Linked DNA regions of Mus musculus: region 1 is linked to region 2. A link is a loop called in an ENCODE intact Hi-C map of the cell type or tissue named here. Cell type or tissue: left cerebral cortex. All regions are shown on one strand. Each heading gives the region's core, and the rest is flanking DNA. Links, peaks and the distances in the headings are about the cores only. Region 1 holds the start of Inhbe (inhibin beta-E). Region 2 overlaps R3hdm2 (R3H domain containing 2).

What was found. Hi-C counts contacts between places; a loop is a spot of excess contacts. Peaks named below come from ENCODE experiments on the same cell type or tissue, not always from the same donor. Only the 100,000 strongest peaks of a DNase experiment are listed, where the experiment ranks them.
Region 1: a loop joins it to region 2, with 2.2 times the contacts of the local background. A loop is called at or near these places in 2 of 42 quality-filtered maps.

The regions. Positions count from the first base shown.
Region 1 is chr10:127,346,784-127,356,694 of GRCm38, forward strand. Inhbe (inhibin beta-E) reads right to left here and starts at 5,065. Exons shown (of 2, transcript NM_008382.3): 1 at 4,465-5,065; 2 at 2,619-4,228. The coding sequence starts at 4,762. The coding sequence ends at 3,474. It overlaps Inhbc (inhibin beta-C), which reads right to left. Exons shown (of 2, transcript NM_010565.4): 2 at 9,539-9,911. In left cerebral cortex, for the core only: CTCF peaks have their summits at 2,411 (motif pointing left), 4,001 (motif pointing right) and 7,274; DNase peaks (open chromatin) are centred at 3,236, 4,011, 4,588, 7,319 and 1 more place; H3K4me3 peaks cover 917 bases; H3K27ac peaks cover 5,924 bases.
Region 2 is chr10:127,474,468-127,484,378 of GRCm38, forward strand. R3hdm2 (R3H domain containing 2) reads left to right here. Exons shown (of 26, transcript NM_001168292.1): 15 at 2,053-2,231; 16 at 7,226-7,327; 17 at 9,509-9,751. Among named protein-coding and RNA genes, the nearest start is that of Stac3, 22 kb to the right of the region's middle. In left cerebral cortex, for the core only: CTCF peaks have their summits at 4,801 (motif pointing right) and 6,820; DNase peaks (open chromatin) are centred at 4,876 and 7,138; H3K27ac peaks cover 1,450 bases.

The DNA.
Region 1 (9,911 bases), core at 698-8,697, 130 kb before region 2:
GCAGAAGGTGTGGCCCAGATTAAAGGTGTGTATCACCATGCATTTAATTCCAGATGACCTTGAACTCAGAGATCTCCCTGTCTTAATATTCTGGGATTTGTAGCCACTATGCCTCAAGATCTAGATGCCAAGATCCAGGTCAGAAATCTGTATCTCCCAGCCTCCAGATTAGGATCACAAGTGAGCCTTCCAATTCTGGATTGTAGTTCATTCCAGATATAGTCAAGTTGACAACCAGGAATAGCCACTACAGTGATTGAATGAATCTCAGAAGAGACTTTGAACTTTGGACTTTCAACATTGTTGAGACTGTTATAGACTGTGGGACTTTTGAAGTTAGACTAAACATATTTTTCATTATGATTTGGCCAGGTATGTGCCCCATAGACTCATGTGTTTGAATAAGTCTATGGAGCCTAGAAAGTGGAATGTGGTGATTTGAATATGGTTGGCCCTGGGTTTGGAGAGATGGTTCAGTGATTAAGAGCACTGACTGCTCTTCCAGGGGTCATTAGTTCAAATCCCAGCAACCACATAGTGGCTCACAACCACCTGTAATGAGATCTGATGCCCTTTTCTGGTGTGTCTAAAGACAGTTACAGTGTACTTATATACAATAAATAAATAAATCTTAAAAAAGGAAAGAAAGAAAGAAAGAAAGAAAGAAAGAAAGAAAGAAAGAAAGAAAGAAAGAACACCATTGCATACACTAGCAAGCATTTGCTGAAAGGACCCTGATATAGCTGTCTCTTGTGAGACTAGGCCGGGGCCTAGCAAACACATAAGTGGATGCTCACAGTCAGCTATTGGATAGATCACAGGGCCCCTAATGAAGGAGCTAGAGAAAGTATCCAAGGAGCTAAAGAGATCTGCAACTCTGTAGGTGCAACAACATTATGAACTAACCAGTACCCCTGAGCTCTTGACTCTAGCTGCATATGTATCAAAAGATGGCCTAGTAGGCCATCACTGGAAAGAGAGGCCCATTGGACACGCAAACTTCATATGCCCCAGTACAGGGGAACACCAGGGCCAAAAAGGGGGAGTGGGTGGGTAGGGGAGTGGGGGTGGGTGGGTATGGGGGACTTTTGGTATAGCATTGGAAATGTAATTGAGGAAAATACGTAATAAAAATATATAAAAAATAAAAATAAAATAAAATAAAATGGTCATCACATTGGAGAGGAAAAAAAGAGAAAGAAACAAACAAACTTTGGTTGGCCCAGGTAGTAGCACTATTAGGAGGTGTGACCTTGTTGGAGTAGGTGTGGCCTTGATGGAGGAAGTGTGTCACTGTGGGGGTGGGCTTTGAGACCCTCCTCCTTGCTTCCTGGAAGACAGTCTGCTCCTGTTTGCTTTGAGAACGAGATATAGAACTCCTAACTCCCCCAGAGCCATGCCTGCCTGGACACTGTCATGCTCCTGCCTTTATGATAATGGACCGAACCTCTGAACCTGTAAGCTAGCAATTAAATGTTGTTCTTGTAAGAGTTGCTTTGGTCATGGTGTCTGCTCACAGCAATGGAAACTTTAACCGAGACAGATGTATTTATTTGATTTTATGTGCATCCACGTATGCACACAGCATTCATGCCTGGTGCCTGTGGAGGTTGGAAGAAGAGGATGTCAGACTCCCTGGAACTGGAGTTTATCAATGGCTGAGCTACTACACGGTAGCTGGGAACCAAACTAGTCCTCCACAAGCCACAGGCTCTCTTAAAGCACCGAGTCAGCTCTCCAGTGTTTTATTTCTAATTGTGGGGTATGTGTGTATGAGTGTGTGTGTGTGTGTGTGTGTGTGTGTGTGTGTGTGTGTGTACCCTCAAAGGGAAGAGGCATTGGGTCCCCTGGAGCTGGAGTTACAAGTAGTTGTGAGCCACCGAACCTATGAACTAAGAATTGAACTCAGGCCCAGTAGGCACTCTGAACCACTGAGCCAACTTTCTAGAACTCCTTTAATCAGTCTTTAAGAAAAACCCTACATGCCTTTTAAAGCATGACTTCTGAATATCAGCATTGTGTTAAAGTATAAACAGTGGAAAGTATGGTAACAAAAGAACACACAGCCAGGTGTGATGGTTTATGCCTTTAATTCCAGGGTAGGAGGGGCTGAGGCAGGAGGATTGAGAGTTCCAGGCTAGCTTGGGCTGTTTCCAAACAAAACACAAAACAAACTTTGCGTGTGTGTGTGTGTGTGTGTGTGTGTGTGTGTGTGTGTGTGTGTGTGTGTGTGTGTGGTGGTGGTGGTGGTGGTGGTGGAGGAGAGATGGCTCCACTAGGGATGCTTGTTTTTCTTATTGAGGACCTGAGTTCTGTTAATCCCAGTACTCACATGTAATTTACACACAGCTCTAACTTTAGTTCCAGGGATCTAGCGCCCTCTTCTGAACTCCACGGGCACTGCAAGCCAGCGCTGCACTTAACATGCAGACAAAAGACTCATACACATAAAATAAAAATAAATAAAATTGTTTAAAGGAGAGAAAGGAAAAGACTATATCAGCAATCATGTCATCAGCTGTGTCATATAACACACTCTGGAAAGACTGTCTGGTTTGTTTGTTTGTTTGTTTGTTTGCTTTGAGACAGGATCTCATTCTATAGCTCAGGCTAGCCCAGAATTCACTATGAAGGCCGGTCTTGAACTCACGGTGCTGTAGTTATAAGTGTAAGCCACCACACCCTGTTCCCACTGTACAATGTAAAGATAATGGTAGCAAATGATAAATAACATCTCAGTGTGATTATGAAAATAGTCTTGAAAACCCCTGAGAAAGTCTCAGAAACCCGCTGGGGCACAGAGGTCCCCAAACCACACTTCGCTTCTGGCCCATTTTAACAACCCCTTACACAATTCTCTGGTGCTTTTCTTTCTCCTTTTTATTAAGAAAATATAAAATGTATGTCACCCGCGTGGGTCCTGTCCTCGAGGGGGAAGCCTAAGAACTTACGAGTTCAGCACCCCTTTTTACTGATTCTCGATTCCAGGGACCCCGACACCCCTCCTTCCTCGGCGCCTGCTCCTCTTCCTCTTGACCTTGTCAAAGCAGGCAATGCACCCTGTTCTTAGCCTGTATGTTTGTCTTTTCCTAATCTGCCCACCCTTCTACTTCCGCCTTCATTACTTGAGGAACTTCTTTCTCGGGAGAGACTAAATAGTTTCTCCCTGTGTTCTTCCTTCCCTCCCACGGCATCCCTGCTGTCCTGGAACAGGGCTTGATGTAGAAAATGGTGCTGGCCAGGCAGTCCCTTGAAAGGCAACGCTTTACCCATCTGTCCACATTTGAAACAGCCTGAAATAGGCCAGAATCTGGGACAAGAAAACGCCCATTTAAGTTCCATAGGGGTCAAACCCAGGCATACTGCTACACAGCTTATTGGGTGTCAGTATGGATCCGGAACTCGAGCTTCCAGACACGTGGGAACCCCCAACTTGAACCTTGAACTTCACCCAGAACCTTCAGGCCCTGTTGCTAGCTGCAGCCACAGGCCTCTACTACCATGTCTGGCACATCGGTCTTGACCACATTGCCATTATGGTCAAGGTAGAGGAGAGAGAGAGGCCTTCGTGCAGTGGGGACACAGCAGGAAGAACCCGCAGGCCAAGGGTTGTTGGCTTTGAGGAGGCTAAAGACGGCAGAATGGAAGGAGGCAGCAATGCCAGGACTGCCAGCCAGGTGGGGCGGGCACTGCCCACTGCAGTAATTCAGCTGGTATCCCTCCGGCTGCAGGATCCAATCCCGCCACCCCAGCTCCTGGAAGTCTACATAGTGGTCTCGCCTACAACATAAGGGGGTCTCAGGCTCACAGGTGGGAGTCCTCCTCCTGGCCCGACCTGCTCCAGGTTCATTAGCTCGGATCTTAAGTTCCAAGAAGGGACGTTGCTGTCCCGCTGTGTCCAAGAGCAGCCGTGGCAGTCCCGCAGCGGTGCTGTTAAGGTCCAGGGGTCTAAATTCCAGTTGGAGTTTCACGACGCCAGAGTCCTCACTCCGCAAGCCGCTAGAGGGCAGAGTCAGGGCGTGCCAGCCAGAGGAAGTGGTTTGGTGCTCAGCTAGGAAGGTGCGGAATCCTCGGCACCTAGTGGTGCCGCAACGGAAGATCCTCAGGTACAGAGTGCCCGGAAAAGAGGGAGGCACATGCAGCCAGAGGCGGGCATGGTACAGGTGGTGGGACCAAAGAGGGGACAGCTGGAAGGTGAGCATGGAGCGGTAGGTTGAAGTGGATTTGTCTGCTCAGACAAAAACAAAAACAAACAAACAAAAAAGCAAATTAAAACATGAACAAAGCTTCTCTCTGACACTCGGCCACCCTACCCAACCATCCCTCATCTCTCATACAGACCTCTGCAAAGGGCCTGGACGGCCTGTGTCCCCAGCTCTTTCTCTTGCCACACCCCACGCCTCCTGCCTCCCCTGCAGGCCTCTCCTTGTGTCTCCTGTCCCCGGTCTCTCTCCCCTCACCCACCTATGATGGTAGCAAAGCTGATGACTTTCTCTCGGTTGCCAGGGACCATGCTCTTGGGCTGCAGTCTCCGGAGGGCTCTGGTCAGTGCTGCCTGGGGCAGAGGCCGAGTTATTCTGGGACGGCTGGTTAGGTGCAGTCCCTCCAGGATTTGCTGCTTGGCTAGCTCCAGGACCAGAGCGCGTTCTCCTTGGGGTGCCAGTGTTGGGCCCCCACAGGACGGGCACGCAGATCTTGTACTCTGCACCCACACCAATGCCCACAGCAGTATTAGCCAGAGCTGGGCTTTTGGAAGCTTCATGCTCCAGGTAGATGGCTCTGCTTTGAGAACCTCGAATGGGTGGCAGTTTTATGAGTCTGATTTCCCAAAGAGGATACAGAAGCAGCAGCAGCAGCAGCAGCAGCAGCAGCAGCAGCAGCAGCAGCAGCAGCAACAGCAAACCAGTGTCACAGCTACCCTTGACAAAGAGCAGACCAAGCTACTTGTCCTCAATAGCCTAGGACTCAGGAAGACTGAGAGTAGATCGCCTGGTGGGGTAGCTATGTGTGACCCTCACAGTTCATGACTAACTACTGGCAGGGCCTCTTTAGAGCCAGTTGCTTGGGATCCCTCACCTAGCGGTCAACCAGCAGACCTACCCTCTGAACCTTAGGATTGGCCAGCTGCGCTGCCCATCAGGCCCCTGCAGGGGGTGGAGGGCTCCCCCGGGACTCGAGTTTCACCATCTGGGTGTGGTGGCTTGAGGTAGGGGTATGGAGGTGCAACGTGGACATGCATGATGCAAGAAAGAGGATGATTTCACACGGTCAGTTCCCAAGGTCTGGGATTCAGGTGAGGGAGTCCATAGGAGCCAGGTGGGGATGGGCGGTGGCTCCTCAGTATGCCCTGACTGACTTCCGAGCTTGAAAACGGAAACCGTTTTATGAGGCTGTTTCAGTGGGTTAGTTCTCGGGGTTTCCATGTCAGAACAATAATTCTAGCGTTCAAGCCGAGTTAGGTTTTAGAAAGGGTGGTTTAAAAAAAAAATGGAGTCCTCTTGATCAGGCCTAGGTGGCAGTGCCACGGGACATAGAAATTACCTTTTGACCCTGCCTGTGCTGGCTGCCCAGAGTCCACCTGGGGGAGGGCCAGAGCAGGGATGAGGACATCTTCTGTGATGTCTGGGGAAACCCGGCCAGGTGGGCTCGTGGTGATGCAATCTTACAGCAGAGCAGAGTCCGGCAGAGCTGGCAGAAGGGCGAGCGCCTTTGAAGCACCTGTGCCTGGTAACTACTGCCTTTAGGGTACTGTAGGAGTTGGCCAAATCTGAGGCAGCCCAGGAGTGGTGCCAGGCTTCTGGTAATGTAGTTGGAAAATGGAAATTTAAGGGACCTAGGGGACAAAGCCGGAAAAGCCGCCTCAGGTCTTGGTCATCCAGGCTTTGTTTTATTTTTGCTTGTTTGTTTGAAAGATTTATTTATTTTATATATGTGAGTACACTGTCACTGTCTTCAATCAGATACACCAGAAGAGGGCATTGGATGCCATTACAGATGGTTGTGAGCCACAACGTGGTTGCTGGGAATTGAACTCAAGTCCCCTGAAAGAGCAGCCAGTGCTCTTAGCCACTGAGCCATCTCTCCAGCCCCCGACTTTGTTTTTTAATGTGTGCGCATGTGTGTGTGTGTGTACGCGCGTGCTCGTGTGTGTGCATGTGTGTGCTTGTGTGCACGTGTGTGTGCTCGTGTGTGTGCATGTGTAAGCTGGAGCACAGCCCTGTGTGCCATCCCTAGGGACGTCATCCACCTACCTCCTTTGAGACAGGACATCCTTGCTGGTCTGGAACTCACTAATTAGACTACACTGGCTGGCCAGTGAGTCCCAGTGTCTGCAACGCTGGGATTGCATTTCTACCTGGGCTCTGGAGACTCTAATGCAGGTCCATGCGCTTGTAAAGCAATAGCTTTATCTACTGAGTTATCTCCCAACATCTGACCTCCCCCAACCCCATTATAGGCTCTCTTTGTGTAGCCCTGGCTGTCCTGGAACTTGCTCTGTAGACCAGGCTGGCCTTGGACTCACAGAGCTCCACCTGCCTCTGCCTCCTGAATGTTGGCATTAAAGATGTATGCCATCAGCACCCAGCTTATTTGGGGTGTGGGGGTGTGGGTTGTTATTTTTTAATTTTTTAATTTGCTTTGGTTTTTGTCTTTTGAGATGAGGTGTTTCTACGATGTCCAGGCTGGCTAGAACTTCTAGTATAAGTGATTCTCATGCCTCAGTTTCCTTTGTCGTGAAGACTATGGTGAATTACTTTATTTTGTTGTGGTCTGAGACAGACTCTCCTGTATGTAGCCCAGGCTGACTTTGAATTCCCTGTGTAGTCAAGGGTGACCTTCAATTCCCTGTGTTGTTAAGGGTAACCTTCAACGTCTATTCTTGAGTGCTGGGATTAAAGGCATGTACCACCCTCAGCATACCTGGCTTTTATTCGGTGCTCAGGATTGAACCCAGGGCTTTGTGCATGCTAGGCTATTACCCTACCGCTGGGCTACGTAGCCAGCCCTGAGATGCATGATCTTAAATGAGAGTGACCCTCTACCTCTGATACAAGAGGATACTATCAGGCTAGCCTTTCTCCAGGTGCCAGGTTTGTTAAGAACATGGGTGGCATTAGGGAGAGAGCTGTGGACAAAGAGGGTGTGACTTAAGGGCCCCGACCATTCTGCCTTTCCCTTCTTTAGCTGGCGGTGCTGCCTAGAGAGTTCTAGATCTGGACCAGGGGAAGAGGGTGTTTTGAAGGCTGAGCCTCAGTACCTTCTGTGTCCACCATGGGGCAGTGCCTTGTCACTGGACAGTGGTTGACCAGAGAATCCTGGGGACAGGGACAGAGCTGCTGGAGAGTGGAAAGATGGTGGATATGCCTCATGGACTCCCTTAGGATCTTGCCTCCCTCACAGGCAGTAGACAAGGGCTAGCTCCTCTGCTCTTTTACCTCGCTACTGCCAGAGTGCATCCCTACCACCATTGACACGAGGCCATGGAGCCTGATGTCGGAGGCCAGACTTCCTAGAAACTCAGGGCACCATGGAGCGGAGAAGAGGGAGAAAGGATTAGGAGACATTTGTATCCACTGGCTTTTCTCCTCAGGCCCTGAAACATATTCAAGAGTTTTGGCTACTGCTCCCTAGAGCTCTCAGGTCTCTCTCTGTTGGTTGCTGCAGGAGAGTGACAGCTTGTTGGCCCCTTGGAGAATGACCGATGAGACTGCAAGTGCCCCTTCCTGGGGGTGTCTAGGAGGGCTTGTGCCAGGAAACAGGCTCAGGGGAAGTCGAAAGAGGTGGCTGCAGGAGACACCGACGCTACCTTCCCCAGCCCAGTCTGGTGCCCATGGCTTCTAGCTCTTCCCACCCTCTTTGCTGTTGCGCCTGGCCCGGTCCTACCTCCCCGCTGACACTTACGTCAGAACTCAGCTATAAATACGATCTTAGCATCTTAGTCACTTTCCCCAAGAAGTGCTTCCAGTTTATAAATACCCAGGCATCTGCCACACTGCCCGCCTTGCCACCAGGCTGACTGGAGGTTGGGGGGTAGCATCGGGTTTGAGAACGGGGAAGGAAATAGAAGAAGCAGGACTACTTATTTGCCCAAAGGAGAACAGCCTGAAGGAGTCTTGGGGTCAGGGGTTCAGGGAGAAGGTGCGAAGAAGATGACAGAGCATTCCATTTTTCTTCTTCTTCTTCTTCTTTTTTTTTTAAATCAAAAAGCAGAGCCAAAAAAGAAAGAAAATGAATAACACGGACGGGTGCTTATTTTTAAATATGCTATTTTGTTCCTTTGCAGCATCCACTCTGAAAAATCTTTCATTAAAATACCGGTTTCCTCCACTGATGAGTTGTTTGCCCCCACCTTAAAATTCTGCCTGTCGGATGAATGCCTCACTTTTCCCTGCCCTGGTCTTGGTCCTGGGCACCGAAACTGTCAGTCTAAGGGAAGAAGTTTGATCTGAGAGAGGGATAAAAGTGGGACACACTGGCAGAAGGGGGAGGAAGAGAAACCATGGAACCTCTTCAGATGGAGGGCAGACAAGTCAAGGGTGGGAAACACCCCACAGCTCTGACTCGCAGCTCCCCAAAAGATCGCTTGCAGGTGGCCTCTTCTGCATCTCCATTACGGAGACCTCTTACCTGGTAGGAAAAGGAGCATGTGCTGAGCAAACACAGACATCACATTTCCCAGAGGACACATGGGCTTTGCGCAAACCTGGCCTTGGGCTGCAGACAATATCGACCCCATGGTTCAGGGCTGTTCGGCCAAAGGGGCGGTGAAGAAAGAAAGGCAAAGGTCAAAGAGCACCAGATCTCGGATAAATGCCGCCTCTCATTATTGGAGGCCTTCCTTTTCTCGTCCCACTCAAGCCTCTGGGCAGGATTCATGGTAATGCTCTAAGAGCATGTGGAAGGGAGGTGGGCAGAGTTCCAGCCACCAGCTCTGAGAATGCCTCTGCCCCCCAACCTGTGGCCAGTGCTGGCTCACTGATTAATTGATTATTGATCTCTCTCATCTCTTGGAGTGAGTACAGAGGGAGATGAGATCCAGGCAAAAGCTAGTTCATTATTAGCCCTGGAAACTGTTGGAAGGTAGTTCTGAATGGAGGATGGAGGGAGAGGAGGGAAGAAGGGGCAACCTGCGGGAGGAAGGGGCGTGAGGTATGGGACAGATGGGTCATATGAAGAAAGCTCCTGTGACCTGGGGTATTAGGGCACATCCAGATAGGAGATGGGAACCCTTTGAGCTATCTCAGGAGGAATTAGTGAGAGAGTCACCAAGTCACAGGTGGGGTTAAGGGAACCAACAGAAATAATGCTCAAAGCTAGGCATGGCGGTGAAGACCATTCATCCTAGCAGAAGAAGGCAGATCTCTGTGAGTTTTAGGCAAGCCTGCTCTACACAGTGAACTGGAAAGGGGGGATGTTCAAACACCAGGGACTAGACAGCGGAGACACCATCGGACTCCTAAGCGTCGAAACAATGATGTGACATGGACACTGCACAGCCCATGGAGCCACAGCCTGTAAATAAGTGACATAGGAGATATTCTTTCATTCTTCCTTCTTTTACTTTGTGACAAAGGTCTTAATGGCATAACCCAGGCTAGCCTAGAGCTAGCTGGCCTCAGTCTCTCGTGTGCAGGGCTGGACTTGTCCATGTGAGCCACTATGCCTGATGGAGTTTTTCTGTGTTATCCTAGGCTTTAGTTTCCAACTGGAGTCTCCTTTTGGTCAAATTCAGCTGGAAACTAGAGGAATGTCCAACCAATGAGACTTGGTATGTCACCCCCGAGGGCAGAAGAGGGCAGAGAACACTATTTAGTAGCACATCTGGGCTCGGGTCTCCAGATTTGAGAGATGAGCCTTTCTTTGGAAGGCAGCAATATAATCTTCAGTGACCCTGATGAAGGGGTTCTTCG
Region 2 (9,911 bases), core at 614-8,613:
GCACCCACATGGTGACTCACAAACATCTATAAATCCAGTTTTGTTTTGTTTTGTTTTTTTAAGATTTATTTATTTATTATATGTAAGTACACTGTAGCTGTCTTCAGACACACCAGAAGAGGGAGTCAGATCTCATTAGGGATGGTTGTGAGCCACCATGTGGTTGCTGGAATTTGAACTCAGGACCTTCGGAAGAGCAGTTGGGTGCTCTTACCTGCTGAGCCATCTCTCCAGCCTATAAATCCAGTTCTAGGGAATCAGATGCTCTCATTTAGTCTCTTTTGGCTCTAGACACAATGTATGGCACAGATAAATAATGTTCAGGCAAAACAGTCACACATAAAATACAATTACTTACAAAAAATTTTTTAAAAGTGAGCCGGCCGTGGTGGCGCGCGTCTTTAATCCCAGCACTTGGGAGGCAGAGGCAGGCGGATATCTGAGTTCGAGGCCAGCCTGGTCTACAGAGTGAGTTCCAGGACAGCCAGGGCTACACAGAGAAACCCTGTCTCGAAAAACAAAAAAAGAACAACAAAAAAAAATTTTAAAAAGCTAAGCATGATGGTGTGCACTTAACAATCCCAGCACTGGGAAGAGAGAGACAGGGGGCTCTCCAAGGCTCACTGATGAACCAACATAGCTGAGCCAACAAACCCATAAAGCAAGGTGAGTGGTTCCTGAAAAGCAGCATCCATTGCTGACCTTGGGGACACACACTCTGGCACGTACATGCGCACACATTCTTGAGTTCATGGTTCTACATCACCGATAAAAACGGCATGGTGGAAGCTTGGGAAGCTGAGGCTAGCTTTTAAAAACACATTCTTCTCCAACTTGCCAGCCATTTCTTGAATATGACATTAGCTTTGTCCCCTTTCAACCTGATAAGCTTTTAGTTATCACTCAAATACACCCCATCTCCTAACTTCCCTTCCTCTACCCTCTGGGGGACTCCTGCTTCCTCAGCTCCTCTCTCAGTCTCTCACTCAGCTTTGGTGATGGCACTACCAGTTCTCTATCTTCTTACCAGATTTTAGGAGCTAGCCAAGGGCCATACCATAGCTCATTACAGAATCCCTCTTGCATAGTATATAGTTGGTAAAAGTATGTGGTATGCTGAGCCAGAATAAACCCTATTCTCTTTAAATGTGTTGTGTGACTATGCAGATGCCTTAGTGAGCCTGGAAATGGGAAAACCTCCTGGGTAAAGGTGGTGTTTGTGGGGTGGGTATGGATGCTGGAGGATGGAAGTTGTTTTCTTAGCAGCTTTCATAAAGGATGGTGTCACACAAGTGGGGAGGCAGTAAGGAGAAGGCAAGGTCCCATAGTGGACAGGAATCTCTGAAGCCCCATGTTTTAAGCCATCCTGTTACGAGACACAGACTGACTTTAGACACCGCAGGGGAGGTGCTTCGGCAGCTTCACATATGTGAGCAGTCATTTGGTTGGTTGGTTTTTGTTTTTATTGTTTTTGTTTGTTTGTTTTTGAGACAGGGTTTCTCTATATAGCCCTGGCTGTCCTAGAACTTACTATGTAGACCAGGCAGGCCTCTAACTCAACAGAGATCTGCCTGCCTCTATCTTGTGAACAGATTTCTCAACCTTTCTAATGCTGTGACCCCCTTAATACAGTTCCTCATGTTGTGATGACCCCCATCCATAAAATTATTTTTGTTGCTATTTTATAACCATAATTTTGCTAGTTATGAATTGTAGTTTAAATAGCTGATATGTAGATAGTAACTTCTGTGAAAGGGTCGCTTGATACCACCCCCAAAAGGGCTTGCGATCCACAAGTTGAGAACTGCTGCTCCAGAACATTTTGTTCAGTTCTCAAACCAGCCGTTAACATTCAAGGTGTTTTCTAAGCGGTCAGCAGAAAAGCTGCAATACAGCTCTATCCTTGCGTGGATCTGTGGCAACTGTGGGGAACTGGGAAAGAAAGTGAACAGAAAGAAAGGGCAAAGAAAAGTAAAATCCTGCAGCTGGGCCCTCAGAATTCCATTTGCGCATTGTATTTACAACTTGGGGCGGGTCTCCTCTTTGCCTTAGGCATGGCACTAGGTGCCCCAGAAGTGTGCAACCAGGTCACCTCACCCCAGTCTGTCCGGGGCCTTCTTCCTTGTACTGCCCAGCAGCAGCAGCAGCAACAACAACAACAACAACAACTTCCTGCTCTCCCACCCACTCCTCAACACCAGCCACCCTTGAATAATCACATGATTTCACAGGTGAGTTACTGCTCAAGTGTCCAGCACCCTTTGTTCCAAGTCAGTGACGCTCAGGCCACCATGTCCCTCATGGAAGCAGCCTACGCCTGCCTCCATTTCTTATTTGTTAATTGTTGGGAGGGCAGGACAGGGGCAAGTGTTTTGTTTGGCTGAGACATTCCTTTTGTTGTTGTGTTCTGTTGAGACAAGATGTCATGAAGCCTACATTAGCTATAAAGTTTAGGCTGGGGGCAGCCTAAGCTGATGTCCTGATGTCCTCCCCTAACTTCTCAGATGCTGGATTGCAGATGTGCACTGTCACACTTGGCTAACCTGAGAACTCTGTTGTATATTTATTTCTTCCTCTTCTAATGAGACAGGGTCTGTCTGTGTAATCCTGGCTGGCCAGGAACCGAGTCTACCTGCCTTTGCCTTCTAAGTGCTGAGAATTGAAAGGTGTGTGCCTGGCAGTTGACCTCTGGTTATCTGAGAATTTGTGGCTCTTTTACTCCAAGTTGTGTTTCTGCTGCACCCTTTAAAATCCTCTGTAAATTAACAAAGTCATTCTGCTCACTGTATCTATGTTGAAACTTAAAATATCACAGGTCCAGGCCTCTCAAAGGCAGAGACCAGCCAGGTGGCATGGCACATGCTGTAAGTCCAGTCCTGGCGAAGCTGAGGTAGGGGCGTAGGCAGGGCTGCAGAGTGAGTCTGAGCTCCGTGAGCTGGAGAGCAAGAGCTTCCTTTAAAGGCAAAACTTGCTGGGCAGCGGTGGCAATTGCCTTTAGTCACAGCACTCAGGACACAGAAGTAGGCAGATCTCTGTGATCAAGGCCACCGTGGTCTTCAGAGTGAGTTCCAGGACAGCTGGAGCTACACAGAGAGACCTTGGTTGATGTTGCTGTTAACCAAGGTTTGAGAAATCTTGTGCTTCCGTGCAGACCGTGAAAGCCATCAGCCTGAGTCAGCTTTTCTGTCAATTGAATCTTAATATTCTGAGCAGAGCACTGTCCTGTAAGCAGAGCTCTTCATGATTAGAGTCCCATATCTAACCTCATATCCTTTGTAGTCAGAAGCCCTTTCATGTCTACTCTTCACTCCGTCTTTACGTTGTTTTACCTGCCAGGCTGCTTCCCTCCCTGCCCAGTCCAGCATGGCATCTCTAGGGCAGGAACCCTGCCTGCAACTCTTACTGCAACCTGATATGCTGTGTTTGGTTGATATCCATGGGAGGTCTGCCCTTTTCTGAAGAGAATTGGAGGAGGAATGGATGGGGAGGGGTAGTGGGGAGGTTGGGAGTAGGGACTGGGAGGAGAGGAGGGAGGGGAAACTGCAGATGGGATATAATAATAATAATTAATAATACTAATAATATTTATTATTGTTGTTTTGTTTTGTTTTGTTTTTTAAAGAACCTGGTCAGTATGAACTGGAAACTCAACTGGGAGGATCCCAGGATGCCCTGTTAGGTCTTGTTCATACTAGCTTAGGTCTCTGCTAAGATGTGCACTTGGGTCCGTTGCTCTGCCTGTGAGTGGGTAAAGTGCTCCTCTTCCAGCTGCCCTGCCCCCAGCCTTCCATGGTGTTTTGTATGTCCATCTCACTTGCTAAGGTCCCAGCGTTCTGTAGTCTTTTTCTCTGAAATGTGTATATTTTAATAGTCTTGCTCCCCCTTTTCCCTCTTAGTCTTTTGTCTTTTCCTTCTATCTGACATCTACACTTAAAACACAGCAAGAATTGAGAAGGGGTAAAGAGATAGAAGAATGACCATTTGGGACTCATGTTTTGAAGTAAATGGCAAGTGATAGGCTCTAAATTCCAGCCTTCTCCTCCCCCTGCTCCTGGATTCTGCTGTTCAGTGGAAGGGCTGTTGGTATGGAGTGTGGTGTTGGGTTCGATGCTATAGATTGGGGATTCAAAGGTTTCTGTTCTCTCTGGAGGTCAATCATAATCACAGACTCCCAAACAGTCTGACCCTGGGGAAGTTGGGGGTATTTATTTATGGGAGCTGTTAACCTTACCATCATCTAATATTTGTTCCTACTTTACCTTTTCTTCCCACAACCTCTCCTACTTCAGTTCTTTTCTTCGTCCTGTTGTGGTGTTGACTTCACCCCGAGGCCTCTCCTTCCTCACCTCCATCCCTGCCTTCCTGTTCTCCTTGTCATTTTGTTCTCATGGCTGTCTGCACTGTGAGGCTATGAAGTTGCACAGAAATAATCACTGTTTGGTTCCTCAAGTAATATAGCAGTGTAGAAATGAAGGAAGAGACCAAATCAGTATATGCTACTGTGTTCTAAAGCTTTTAGAAAACTTTGGGAAAGGGATCAAAAGGCATTTGCCCAGTCCCAGACATAGTGCTGGCAAAACAAGACTCTCACTCTTCTTGGGACACTTCCTCTCACTAAGCAGAAATGACCCTCCTGCACCAGCGATGCAGGTGACACCAGGGGGGGGGGGCAGTGAAGGCTCAGTGGCTGGGTTTTGTTGAGTTTAGACTGGAATGAATGTTATAAAGGAGCCCTGTTAACTCTGTAGCTATAGTGTCTCTCTACACATCCCAGAGCTATCATGTATCCCAGAATTCACCAGTAGGTGGCAACAGATGTCCTTTTGGTTTCTGAGACCAACCAAGAAAATAATGGTAGAATAACCCAAACCAAACTAAACCAAACCACCAACAACAACAACAAAATAGCAATGGCAATATTGGAGAGACAGTTCAGTGGGAACGAGCACTAGCTGTTCTTACAGAGGACCCAGATTTGATTCCTCCCACCTACATCGTGGCTCACAACCATCTGTCGTTCTGGTACCACGGGAACAGGTACACTCCTCTGGTCTCTATAGTCACTAGAGACACAACTGGTACATGTTACCCAGGCAGGCAAACATTCATACACATTTAAAAAGAAGTGAGAGGGGCTGGAGAGATGGCTCAGTGGTTAAGAGCACCGACGGCTCTTCCGAAGGTCCTGAGTTCAAATCCCAGCAACCACATGGTGGCTCACAACCATCCATAATGAGACCTGATGCCCACTTCTGGTGCATCTGAAGACAGCTACAGTGTACTTAGATATAATAATAAATAAATCTTTAAAAAAAAAAAAAAAAAGAAGTGAGGGCCGGGCAGTGGAGGCGCACGCCTTTAATCCCAGCACTCGGGAGGCAGAGGCAGGTGGATTTCTGAGTTGGAGGCCAGCCTGGTCTACAGAGTGAGTTCCAGGACAACCAGGGCCACACAGAGAAACCCTGTCTTGGAAAAAAGAAAACAAACAAACAAACAAAACAGTGAGGTCCTCCTTTACCGTGGCATTTCCTGTTTAAAGGAGTCAGAAGAACATTGGCCCCCACTTCCTTCTCCTCACACCCTCCCCAGCCCCACAGAGCATCTTTATTATGTAACTCTGGCTGTCCTGAACTCCTGTACAGACCAAACTAGCCTCCAACTCAGGCTGCCTCTGGCTCCCAAGTGCTGCAGTTAAGGTGTGTGCCACCATTCCTGGCTCACTCTCCATTTACAACGCACACATGTGTGGAAAATGAGCTGGGGTTTTTTGTTTGTTTTTTGTTTTATTTTGTTTTGTAATTACTATTGTTATATACTATTCAGTTTAGAACTTTTCACATGTCAAATTCCCTTATTTACTGAAGCACAATTAATCCAAAATACAAAGAATTATGGTCACACATATCTATAGTGTGGTTTCTGAAGTTTGCAATGAAAACATGCTTTATTCACACTTTGAAATAAGCATTCCTCCTAGAACAGCAGTGTAGCATAACAAATTGTTTGCAGTTTAGTGAAAATGAGCTGCTCTGCCACTTCACTGTTCAAAAGGCCCGACCCAGGGTAAGTCCTCCCCCAAGAGGTCTAAGAAAATAGAACCTGCAGCGTTTGCAGCTCACGTTGGGCAGCTTGAACAGCAGTTACCTTTAGAATGCCGTTGGCTTATAGGGTGTCCGTGGGCTGAGCTAACTTTCCAGGCTACAGCAATGTCCCTCTCCAGGACACCCGGGATTCTCAGTAACTCTTTAAAACTCTAGATGTCAGATCCTCTGCCAAGGTCCCCAGTCCGTCCCCTCTGGGTTCCAAGCCATAGCTTTGATTTCGATGGGCCATTTGATTTCTCTGTGGCTTGGGGTTGAACCAGAGCCTTGCAGTGCCAGGCAAGTACTCTGCTCAGCTGCACCCCAGCTCCACCCTTACTCTCACTGCTGTAATTAGAAGTTACCCTATCTCTAGGAATTCTGTCATGAAGCAGCGTCTCCATGTTCCTTCCCTCTCCCTCCTGACCACTCTCCTAGCTCACCCTCCTGCACCAGGGGCTCCAGCTGGAGAAGTGATGAAGTGATCCAAAGGACTGGACAGGAAGACGGAAGGAAAATAGTTAGTTGATCTAGAACCCTGTGTGTTCTCAGTAGACAGTCTCCTTCCTGAGGCCAGTGAAGGGATTAAGGGATAAAAACCGCGGGCTTCTGGTTGTGCTTTCCTCCGAGTTTGCCCCATTCGCTCATGAGGGCATTTTCATGTTGCCCTCACAACTTGAAGGAACACAGAAAATCATGACTCAAGAATCTACTGGTGGTTTGTTCCTCTTCCTCCCTATAGAGGGAGATGTCACTTCCTCAAGGAGAACTAACTGCCCTTGGGTGTACACAGTAGACCTCAAGTGGGCATTTAGGGGATGTTGGCGGAGCTCCTTAGTGATTGTGTGCTCAGCACAGAATACACCCTGGGAAGGCTGTGCTTGAACTCACGTTTAGACCTTGCCCCTGAGAGCCCCGAGATAACTCACAGTTGCAGAGTTTAAGTGGCAAATGGGGCAGGGGGTATACTGGGTCTCTTTTGAGAGAGATGTGGAAGTCACAAGCTATCCCGGGCTTGGCGGGCAGCCTGCTCAACGGCCACGTGATTCATAAGTATGTCTTGTATGACTAATGTGTTCCTCCCTTCCCTCCGCCTCCCTTTATGCTTTTCTCTTCCTCTCCACATGCCGCTGTGCTGCCCACAGCCAGTCCCGGCCCTGCAGCCCTCTCCACAGCCGGTTCAGTTTTCTCCAAGCTCCTGTCCCCAGGTCCTTCTGCCAGTCTCTCCGCCCCAGCAGTACAACATGGTATAACGACCATTTGCCATTTTGTCTTGTCCCTGTGTGGCCTGTATCTGTGGGATGTCTGGGTCAGTCTTTGGTGGCCTTGCAAGCATGTGGTGCTTTTGGAAGAGACATAGAAAGCTGTTTCTTGAGGGACCAGCACAGCATGCAAAAGCTATTAGTGAGTATAGGACAGGGATGGCGAGCTCCTGAGTGTGCGGAGGGATCTCACTAACCCAGGCCCTCAGCTCAGCTCTCTGTGTCCTTCATGTCGCTTTCTCCCAGTTTATTCTGTACAGAATTTTTCTCTCTGATTTCCTTCATTGCAGACTTCTCAGGTACCAGTTTTAAAATGTTTACATCCTACCTGTCTCACCGTATGTTTATGTTCTCTTCAGATGCATATACATGCTGTGTAGATTGTTTGTAAAGTAACTATAGTGGTGCACGCCTTTAATCTCAGCCCTTAAGAGGATGAGGCAGAAGGACTGCCCTGAGTGCAAGGCCAGCCTAGGCTACATAGTGAATTACAGTCCAGCCTGGGTGAGAGTCATATCCTGTCTCAAAAATAGCAAAGATAAATTTTTAAAAATTAAAATAAATTGTTTGCATACTAAATACAAATCCTTTGCAAATCTTATTTCCCTCATAGTTGATTACTTCACGGTGCTGATGAACCCTTCCTTTTTTTACTTTATATTAATCACACCTCTCTGCTTTTTCACTAGAATCCCCTTTTTTCTCCTACCTCTTATCTCCATTCTGAAAAGTGCTGGAATATGGACCTCAAATTAATCTGCAGTCTAGTCCTCTTGTCATCTATTCCTGACCACGAAGGTAGCAAAACAGTTCCTGAGAGCAGAGTGGAGCTCAAGGGCCGCATTGTCTTTTGGTTTCTAATATTTTCTTTTGGAAAAGAACTACTCTGATGTGTGTGCTTGTGTGTTTGTGTGTGAATTACTGTTCAGAGCACAGGAATCAGAACAGGAAGCTAAGAAACTAACCTGTCACCACGAGTGAGACACACACCCTCACTCTCTCGTGCTTAGGGAAGGCAGCTGAGAGAAAAGGCAATTACAGCCCAGCCAGCCAGCCTCTCCCTCTAGTTCAACCACTCACCCTGGCCTCCTTTCTGAGGTGAGAATTGGAAGTCGTTTTTTAAAGGGCAGGAGAACTCTAGGCTAGTGTCAAAGAACAAAGGTGGAAATGACCTGGGAAGGGAGTATGGAGACAAGCAGCAGGAGCGAGCCCACAGTTCTTGGCTGTGGAGTTACAAGAGCCTTGCTGTCTGTCCGTGGTCTGTGAGGGTGTGTTCTATAAGAACAGGATTTGTGGCAAGGCAGAAGCATGAGGAATACTGGAAACAGAAAGAGTTGTATACCTAATTCTTGCTTGTCCTATATTCCTTTTGGTAGGTGCCCCTATCTCCTGAGGAATAACTCTAGTAACAGCTTTGATCAGAACAGCCATTGTTACCATTTCACAGAGAAACTGTTTCTAATAACCATAGTAACTAACAGCTGTGATCAGGGTAGGCATTGTTAACATTTCACAGAGATACTGTATTTCTGGGTTTAGGCTTCCCACAGCTATCAGTTTAAAATACCATGTCATAGTCTTGAGGCATGTATTTCTCACAGTACAGAAACCAGACTATCCACAAATGGTATAAGGAATGCTGTAGAACAGTGGTTCTCAACCTGTGGGTTGCAACCCCTTTTGGGGGTGATGTCAAATGACCCTTTCTCAGCGGTTGCCTAAGACCATTGGAAAACTTGCATTGTAATATACTTGTATTACAATTCATAACAGTAGTAAATTTTACTTGCAAAATTATGAGGTAGCAATGAAAGTAATTTCATAGTTGGGGGTGGTCACTACACCATGACAAAATGTTGTTATTAAAGGGTAGCAGCATTAGGAAAGTTGAGAACCTCTGCTGTAGAGCATGGTGTTTCTGTCTTTCTGTTCTTGGTTTTGTTTATTAGTATATTTGAGACAAGGCCTATGTAGCCCAGGCTGGCATAGAACTTACTATGTAGCTGAAGCTAATCTTGAACTCATGATCCTCCAACCTCTACTTCCCAAGTGCTGAGATTACAAGCGTGTGCCACCCCATCTAGCTCTGTCTGTCTTTCTGTATTGAAGCCAAATGCATGAGGTTTAACACAGCCTCGGTCCTTAAGTCCCCTACTCTCTCAACAGGCAGAAGACCTCAGCAACCCCTTTGGACAAATGAGCCTTAGCCGCCAAGGTTCTACTGAAGCAGCTGACCCCTCCTCGGCTTTGTTCCAGCCCCCACTTATCTCCCAGCATCCTCAGCAAGCTAGTTTCATCATGGCTTCTGCAGGACAGCCCCTTCCCACTTCCAATTATTCCACTTCTAGCCATGCTCCACCTACCCAGCAAGTCCTGCCACCCCAAGGCTACATGCAGCCCCCTCAACAGGTAAAGAGCCCTCTCCCCAGCTGTTAGTCAGTGCATCAGTTGTCCCACATCAGCCCTTTCTTGCTCTGGTCTAGACAACTGGAAGCATGCTGCCCTCGTTGTCTGCTCTGCAGTCTCCTTTCTGCACAGCAGTGGTGGTTTATTTCAGACCTGTACAGTC